Regions from separate parts of the Homo sapiens genome. Here region 2 is linked to region 1. Evidence: chromatin contacts called from ENCODE Hi-C or POLR2A ChIA-PET data. All regions are on one chromosome and are shown on one strand. The core of a region is the stretch at or near the end of the contact, and the rest is flanking DNA. Distances in the headings are between cores, read along the strand shown. Region 1 has its middle 270 kb from the start of CYP26B1. Region 2 has its middle 340 kb from the start of DYSF.

Region 1 (4,750 bases), core at 575-3,074:
GACATGTCATAGTACCTCCCCTTCCCTCTGGCTCCATCATGGTTTCCGAATCATCCTTTCTTCTATACAACAATCCCTCCTCACCGCTGACACTATCCATCTAAAGCCATCATCCGCCCACACCACTCCCTGCCCCTGGAGGGACACTGCTGTTTATTGCGCACCAGCTCACACGGCCACCAGCCCCACCCTGTGAGATCGGGACCCTGACCCAGCTGGAGCATCTGTTCACATCCTCTGTTGATTATTTAAGCGGCGTCTGTCTGCATAGAAGGGTTACAGTATTCTGAAGGGCTGCCGTCCAGCCTTTTCTCCAGGGCTAGCTGCTTTGTTTAACCAGCCTTTGGGCTCCTGGGCAGGTGGTCCCAGGGACTCTGCAGCTGCAGAGATGGCTCTGGGCTCCCACTACCCTTCTCCAGCTTGGCCTCATGCCAGGCAAGAGGCAGGAGCAGGTACCCTTCCTCCCTGCCGGGACCTACCCCACTGTGCCCTCCATCCCTTGTGTCCCTGGAGGCACAGCATGCCGGGAAGGCTGCTCCCTGCTGGCCCTGCTCACTGCCCCTGCTCACTGCCCCATGCTGGGGAGGGGGACGCGGCATCCTTTTCACATGGCAGCTCCACTGATGCCCACAGCAGCACATTCCAGGCCCCAGATCCTTCCAACCAGGACTGTTCCATTCACGAGTCACAGCTCCACAGCAGCCACGTCTCTGCCATGTTCTTGAAAAACAGAGAAGGAAAAAGAAATGTCACAATGACCACTGCACTCGCCATTCCAGGGCTTCTGAGGCCTTTGGTGAAAGCCAACTTGAATCCAAAGCTGGCAGGGGTGGCAGTGGGTGGGGCCAGAAAGGCGGCTGCTGATTGATTGTTGGCAGAAATCACGAGGTTTTACCGGAAGTCAGCCCCTCCCCTTCCTCCAGCTTCTTCCCTTCTGCCTTCTGGAGAGGTCAGGGATGCCTGGCGGACGGCCGTGGCTGCCCCTTCAAAGGTGCTTCCAGGATGCAGACCTGGAAAGGAGCTTAGGAATATGATGACTGTCTATCTGTAGCCCCAAGCCACGTCTGTGTGTGACAAGACCAAGGGTGGTTCAGGAGGCAAAGCATTTGAGAAGCAGATGGCTCTGGAAAATCTGGCCTGCAGGGCTGAGACACTTCCAGGCCATCAAGTCCAAACTCTTCTCTTATAGATGGTGAAAACTGAGTTCTGCCAGCACTGACCTGGGATTTCTGAACTCAGGGTGCTAGGAGCCCTATGGGTTATCCAGGCCTGCCCTTTAGTTTCCTTCCTCATGCTCCCTCTACATACATGTGTGCATACACACGTGCACACACGTGTACCCACACACACAGCTAATTCACTGACACCTCCCTGACTTTAAGATTGTGAGAGTGACATGAGACACATACATGGTGCATGCCTTACACTTACAGGGAGGCCATCACACCTGAATAGGTGCAGCGAACTCTGAGAGGTCTCAGCAGGGTGGAGACAGAACCTGACTGCACCAGGCCCCTCCTGACCTGGGGTTTTCTCGCTGAAGCAGAGAAGGTAGACTGCAGCCCTTTGGCTAGATATTGGGGAGACCAGGAATATGGATAAAATGAGAGAAGGTTTTGGGAACATCAGAGTGGCCCCAAAGAAGGGAATCCCTGAACCCAAACCAGCTGCCCAGCTACTGCTGGTAGCCCAGGTTCTGAGGCTGAGGAATGGGGAAGCCCCATCCCCACTCTTCAGCACCCAGTTGATTGGAAGAGGGAGGAAGCTGGCAGCTGGGGAAAGGTCTTGGGCCAAACATTTTTCCACTGGTGAATCAGAGGACAGCAGTAACAGGAGCCAGGCTGGCCTGACCCCAGCCACCTCTGTGAGTCATAGCTGAGGTCCCTGTGCTAATCTTAACCCCTCAGAGAGGACTTGTTGGGACTTGCCACCAAATCTTGACCACCAAAATAGTCTTGGAGCTGACGTGGCCCTGGAAAGCCCTGGCCCATCACAGAAGGGGTCAGAGAATGGAGCCAGGGTAGAGAGGGCTGGTCTGGGAGTTAGGCTGTGCCCCAGCTCTCCCGTGACCTTGAGCAACTCACAGTGAAGTGTTAGCAAGATGGGCTCCCAGGTCCCTTCCAGACATTCTCCCAGACCAGAGCCAAACTGGGTCTGAGAAGGAAGGAACCAGGACCTGAGGCAGCAGAAGGTTTTCAGGCCAGGTCTGGCCCTGCCCTCATCACAGTTGCTCACCAAGGTCCTCGCCTTTTACAGTGCACAGCTAGTGACAGCAACCTTGGTTCTGGGGCCAGCTGCATCCAAAATTTGTTCTGGGATTTTTGACAAGTTGCTTCACAAATCTCCTTTCTACAGGGAAGGCAGTACAGCTAGTGGTTTAAGGCACTGGACTTTGAAGTCAGACTAACCCAGGTGAGAATCACTTAGTCGCTGGGTGTCCTGGGGCAAGTCATTTAAATGTTCAGCAAATTTCAGCTGCTATCATTACCAGCTAGTATGTCTGGTCCTCAATTATGTCCTTCTATAAAAAAAAGAGGATAGCAAGAATGATTTCTAAGTCCCTTTCTCTAGCTGTCCTTTTCTCTAATCAGGTCCTTGACCCTGCACAATCAATTCAGGGACTGGGACCTTGTGGCAAATGAGAGAACAATGAGTTGAGGAAACATCTCTGGGACTACAGAAAAGGGATTTAAGATGCAACACAGGGACTGTGGTGAAACAGAGGTGAGCTCTGGAAAGGCTTGGTGCAGGAGCAGGAGCCAGGCCAAGTTCTGAAGCTCAGTGCAGGGGGCTGAGGCTCGGGTCTGGGAGACTGGAACCTGAGCCCTGATGGCTGGGAGGAAGCCTTCTCCCCAGCTCAGGCTGAGCCTCAGGTTTCCACTGCATTCTGAGCAGAAGAATCTTTCTTTTCACATCATTTCCCCAGATAATCTTTTCATCATGGTCTGAATGACCATTGTGTCAAATTATCTTAAAAGATTATTGAAAATGTTGCACCCCCTCCTTTTCTTCTAGTGTGCTGGTGTGCATGCATGTGTGTGTGTGTCTGTGTGTGTGAGAGAGAGAGAGAGACAGAGAGAGAGAATGGGGGGAAATTGAGCAAGAGAAAGAACAAGAGAGATGCAACTGTGAGTATCCATTGGTGTCCTGTTAGGGCCATATGAACAGACAGATAGGTACATCCTTACTGTCTCCCAGGGATGCTGAAGCCATGGCCGGATGCTAAGGTGAGAAGGTGGGGGCCTAGAAAGGTTGGACCTACAGCACCAAACTCTTGCACAGGCCAGAAAGAGGCCCTGCTTTCTTCATGCCCAACACTAGGACCTGTCTCCCAGAAGGTCCTAGAGCCCCAGAGACAACAGAAGCCTTCTTCTCCCGGTGGGAATGAGTGTGGGGACCTCACCCTCCAGGGAGCTTGGATGGGGCCAGGGTGAGGGCAGAAAGGATGGAGGTGACCCCTCTTGGGAAGGTAAGACCATATGTGAGCCTAAAAGGAAGATGGGTCCTGGGAGGGGTGTGGTGCTGAGTCTGGAGCACCTCACGCGGGTGGGCCTGTTAGACTTCCTCCTCCCAGTCAGGAGAGTCCAGGAGCACTCAGACGTCCTGGGTGCCTGGCAGGGGAGACAAGTCCAATGGATCTGGGATGCAGGGTGCTGGTGGCACAGTGAAGACACAATGGACATTGTTTATAGTGTTGCCAAAGGCTGGAGACTGCAGAGGCCGCTAAGGAGTGGAGAGTGGAGGAGAAAACTACAATTAAATGGCAACCCCAGCGCCGTCTCAATTCCTGCCCTGATAGGGAGGAGAGGGCAGAGCTAATATGGAAAGGGTAGGAAGGGACAGGGCAATCCCTTGACAGAGAGAGCTTTGACTCAGGGGTCAAGGGAACAGCTGTGGAAGCCTCGGGCACATCTGGCTGGGGCTGGGCTGGAAGAGGGTGAGCCTGTGGCTGGCAGGGAGCCAGGGATGTGGTAGAGACAGATAGGGCCTGTGTTTACTGTCCAGCTGAGGTGTTGCAACAGGAAGCTGGCTGGGGGTGGCAGGGAGGAGGCTGCTCAGGCGGAAACTATTTATCTGAAACAGAAGGAACAGCTGGGGAGGGAGGCCAGGCGCAGCAGCCAGCTTTCCAAGGCCACGCAGGATGCCCGTGCCATGGCAGCGAGCCACCCTATCTCCTGCCCAGCCTGCCTGCCTCGCTGCACATCCAGCCCTGCTGTCCTTGTCCAGAGCAGAGCCAGCTGACCAGTCGTCCCCATTCCTAGTCCCCAGCTGGGGCTGTGCTTCCCAGTGGGATGCCCCACCAGACTGCAGGTTTGGCCTGTGGCTGACTACGCTGTGAGGATCCACCATGTGCCAGGCATTGTGAGATAGGTGTGCGTGTTCTCCAGTTTCCAAAGGTGAAAACAGAGGGCATAAGGGATTTGTCCAGGACCACACAAGAAGTTAGCATTGTGGAAGAAACTGCAACCCAAGTCTGTCATATTTACAGAATCGCTCAGGTGTTCCTGCACACGTGGAGGTGGGCTGTGGGCCTGCCCTTGGCCCTGTGGGACTCACCTTCATCCAGCTCACAGCCCACCACCTGAGAAATCAGCAGACCCCACAAACACCCCCTCCCACCAGGAAATGATCCCTCTCCTAAGTCTCTGCACCCACAGCTGGGCACATGGGAACAACAGCAGCCTCTGAGCAAAGATTTCCTATCACAACCAGGTAAGAGGACCCAGTCTGGCAGAAATCTCCTGGAACT
Region 2 (4,369 bases), core at 809-3,308, 79 kb before region 1:
TCCAAATGGTGGTTTTCCTAGAACAAAGGGACTTTTTTTTTTTTCTCAAAGGTAAATTAAAGCTACTTCTTTTAGGGAAGCCCAGAAAGATTTGAATTTTTAAGTGAGTTCGTCCAGCCTCTGCCCTGTTATGCAATTGAACTTGTACAGTAAACCCCAGGGAGGTGAGGTGTTACCATCCCCATTTTGTGAATGAAGAAACTGAGGCTTAGGGTGGTTAAGCTGCTTCTACTCTGATGTAACAAGAGGAGGCAGGATGCAGAGCCAGGTCTGCTGACCTGCAGAGCCCATACTGCAGGGGAGAGGGGGTCCCCAGAACTTAGAGGATATCAAGTCGAGAGGACAAGCACCGTCCAGTGGCTGAAAAGGCCAAGTCGAGCTGCACCGGAATGGGAGGGGTTAAGAGCCATACTGTGGAGGCAAAGTCATTCCAACACCACCCCCTCCCCCCTTTTCTCTTCCTTTTCCACTGAGTTGACCTTTAAATTATGGCATCAGCTGTCGTGCCAGACATGCTGCGATTTCCCCTCACTCCATCTGCCCAGCCTTCCCACTGGCGCAGTTTCTAGCTTGCTGCATTCTCCTCCCTCCTTCCCGTTCTCTCCTTCTCTCTCCTCTGCCCCCATCAGCTGCCTCCCTCTGAGTCCCATTCACAAAATCCCAGCCATGTCGCTGGCCCTGCTGCAGGTGGCATTCGGGCATTGCTGGTGTCCCCCCAGGGCCATGTCTCCCCACCTCCCAACTCTGCTCCGGGACACTGCAGCTGGGAAGTCACCTCTGCCCAGTCCTACTCCTGCCTCCCTCCAGGCTGGTCTGTAAGCCTGCACACCGGCCTCTCCCCACCCGTGCCCCATCCAGGCCCTTGCTGCTCCCATCTTCCTCCAGCCCCACCCCTCCCCAAAGCCTCCAGTGGGGATGCACCCTCTGCTTAATATTCATTTGCATTTGGCCCAGGGCCTAAACTATATATTTTGTTTTTTTGCCATGACTGTAGAATATAGCAGACATTAAATCTTATCGGTTTAATTTTCTTCCAGATAATAGTACAGGCTTTGAATTTTTTCTTAAACTATGGAAAAAGTGTCAAAGAAAAGTGGAACATTAATCAAGGGACTTTGATGAAAGGAATGAAAGTGTTTTCCTAAGAGCCCAACATGTGGTGCAGCTGCTGGTGGATATTTAAATGACATTTTTCATATGTTGCTATAAAAAAAAATCTCTTTGAGTTGATTCTGGAAATATATTACAATTTGCTACAATGCCAGTGGTCTTAAAATTATTTAGAAATAAAATGTGTTTATGATTTCTGCTCTACTTTGTATATTTGTCTGCTTCAGGACTCTTTCCTTTGAGGAGGGCCTAACCAGTCTACCCCAGAAGCAGTAAGTCTCTTCAGGACAGGCACCATCAGACAGGGGGTCCCCAAAGATGGGAGTCATATTTTCTTCTTCTGTGGCCTTTGGCCTAACATGTCACTCTTCTCCAGAGGTTTAAGCTGCAATGGGAGGGATTCAGGCGAGAAAGAAAGAGGTGATGGAGAACGTCATTATGTATTAGGAAGGTCTGGGGAAAGCTTTTTAAAAGGTGTGATTTCTCCTGTAAATGAGAAAGGAATGAATTCGTTCAACTCCTAGGTTTCCTTATAAGCCTGAACACCCAGGAGAGTGGAATCCAGAGGCCAGAAAACCCTGACCTCCAGCCTCCCTTGTGAGGCTCCTCACAGCATGGAAGGGACCCCTCCCTCCATTTGGGCTGGGAGAGACTGGAGCTTCAGTCTCATTTTTGGAGCCAGCTGGGCTGGGAAATCTTTGGGAGTCTGCCCTTCCCAGCCCCCTCACTGGGATGCCTTCCTCAGAAGATCATTTAGGGCTTCTAGGCTCCTGCCCTCTGAAGGACCCACTTCTCCCCTATGAACCCTGCATCCTTGTAACTTTGCCAATCCTAGTGCCAGGGGAAGGAAAGAGACTCCCGAGAGGTGCCCTTGGCATGTGGACACGGAGGCCGTCTGTCCTGGGCTCTCTGACGGACCGCAGAGGCAAGGCCAGGGTCTCAGCAGTAGGAGCGCCTAGGCTGATTCCAGAGCAGAAGAGGCCCCACAGTCCCTCCCAGGACCCAGAAGGCAGATGTCCTGGGCGCTTGCTGTTCTTCCCCCAGCCTGCGCAGCTCCTGGGGGAGATGAACGGAGGCCTGAAAGCCTTCCCAGTCTGGCCTCGGGCCCTGCATTGGCAGTCAGTTCTGTCCCCATTGACCAGTGGGGGGCACACTCTCCCAAGTTTTCCTGTCTCCACTGTAATTGTCATTTGGACCTGAAGGTAAATTCAAGGGTGCTGGTGCCTCCTTCCCTGCCAGGGGCTCCCTGGAGGAGGGGTGGACAGGAGAAGCTCTGCTTCTGCGCAGTCTGCAGGGCATCTCCAGCCTCTGGGCTGCTCTCTTCTCCTGTTCTGGCCTTTGGGTCCCCAGCTTCTCCTCCTGTCCACTTGCCCCACATGTCCTCCCGAGAGGAGACCTTTTATGAGGACTCTGGTTTGGGGAAGGGAAGAAACCTGCCCAAGCGCAACTAAGCTTTCCTTCCTCTCAGATCTGCCTCCACTTTCCTTCCTGATCTCATTGTCCCCTCTTTCTACCCAACCTACTCAGTTCTACACTGTCCCCCAAGTGTCCAACCTTGGGTCTGCCTCTGCTTCTTTTCTGCAATTAGATGCCTTCTTGTAGGCCCAGCCGAGGCTCCACTTTCTCCCTAGGGCCTTCCCTGTCTGACTCCAAAGAACACAGTGGCTGAAGCTTGGGAAGAGGAGTGAGTGAGGTGGGGTCTTGCCTTGCCAGTTGCCTTAGCTCTGCTACTTTTGTCTTACACCCCCTCGGACTATGAGCCCCTTGGGCAGGACGGTGCCAGGAGGGCAGCCTTTATTTTTCCATAACACTGTTTGGTGCAGGTGGAGCTCAGAGAAGACACCCCTGGAGGGATTTGGAACAGCCTCTTAGGCACCTTTGGGAGGTCCCTGAGTCTCAGCTGATTGAACTAATTTAGCTGATCACGATAATTCTCTTGCCTGTAACAATTTAGGAATGAAATATGAGAAGAGTCTGTTGGGGGCTTTGAGGAAATATTTTCTCACACCCAAGACAGAGATACAGTGACACAGGAAAACAAGTCCTTTGCTTTCCTCTGGTCGTATCCATGCCTAGATGAGATGGTAGAATGCCTGCAGCATCTGAGGATGAAGCCGTGACACAGATGAGGACAAGCCAAGAGCATCTCAGAAGCATGCAACAGGAGCCCTGATGAACCTTCTTAGAAAACAAGATCATCAGTTTCTCTCACCATGTTGTCTAGCTGAAGATGGAATGTCCTGCTACTTACAGCCATAAAACAGCCTACCTGCATGGGAAGAGGTGGATGGAGGCTGGAGAAACACTCATTGCTGAGCTGAACCGGGGCTGACTGATAACAAAGACCTTACCCTCTCTCCCTCCCTCTTCTTCCTTCCCAGAAAGAAAGAAGGGGTCTTTTTCCAAGGCCACCTCTGAGACTAAATAGGGATGGCTAGGACTGCATCACTGGGCCATTTTGAGGTCCTTCTAGGATAACACACATACTATAAAGGCTCATTAGGGGCTCCATTCCATCCATCCCCTTTCCCCTGCTGTTTTGCTTGCAAAGACAAAATGTTCGTAGGTCTTTGTTGCATGCTGAAGATAGCCATTAGTAAAGAAAAGGGAAACAAGGGCTCAAATGGAGGAATCCCAGTGTCTGCCCTTGATCCCAAACCAATCAGATCCTAGGGGCTTTCAACAGCGAAGGAGCATTGCAGAACCTCACTGTGTCTTGAATACTGCATTTTATGATTCAACACCATTGGGAGATGGACTGCATCTCATAATGGATCCAAGAACACAAGAGTTTCCGCTTCCAGGGATGCTGCATGACCATAGGGATGCAGCCCATGTCAGCAGCAGTTGCCTTAGAAAATACTGGAAACTGAGGGCCTGGTCACTCATGCCTGGTGAGAGCATTCCCAGCAGGGTAAAGTGAAGAACCCAGCCCTGCCTGCATAGTTCTCTGAGACCACTGCATGTAAAGTAGCACCCAGTGCTAACCAGATCTCCAAGGAGTTGGCTAAACTCTGTGCCCTGGTGTTGTAGATATTGCTGTGCCCCTGAAAGCCAGCGCCAATGAACATAGCATGGCACCAGGGCTCCAACATTCACTGTAAAAAGTCAGGTAGAAACAAGCTTGAACTACACCCATAAAGGTTTGAGTCAGCTGCAAGGAGACTTCCTGAAAGAGTGGTTGGGCCACAGCTAGAAATGGGCAGCCAGTAATATTTTCCCTGCCTCTGTTTTAGACTCAGATATCTTTAAAGGCAGG

What was found. A loop is a pair of places that touch in the nucleus more often than their neighbours do. ChIA-PET counts read pairs that join two places held with the same protein, here RNA polymerase II (POLR2A). Pooled maps may share reads with other maps.
Region 2: a loop to region 1 is called in a map of PC-3, with 2.7 times the contacts of the local background. The contact joins two enhancer-like sites. A Hi-C loop is called at or near these places in 7 of 168 maps with a recorded cell type or tissue (PC-3, aorta, endothelial cell of hepatic sinusoid and 3 more) and 7 of 50 pooled maps. POLR2A ChIA-PET finds 5 or more read pairs at or near these places in 2 of 52 experiments (PC-9 and Panc1).

What each region holds. Positions count from the first base shown.
Region 1 is chr2:71,879,152-71,883,901 of GRCh38, forward strand. No RefSeq gene overlaps it. Among named protein-coding and RNA genes, the nearest start is that of CYP26B1, 270 kb to the right of the region's middle. RefSeq lists an enhancer at 1,307-2,506. Within about 2 kb of position 1,825, at least 8 of the 41 ENCODE cell types and tissues checked have a DNase peak (open chromatin) inside an H3K27ac peak, as active enhancers do.
Region 2 is chr2:71,799,958-71,804,326 of GRCh38, forward strand. No RefSeq gene overlaps it. Among named protein-coding and RNA genes, the nearest start is that of DYSF, 340 kb to the left of the region's middle. Within about 2 kb of position 2,059, at least 2 of the 41 ENCODE cell types and tissues checked have a DNase peak (open chromatin) inside an H3K27ac peak, as active enhancers do.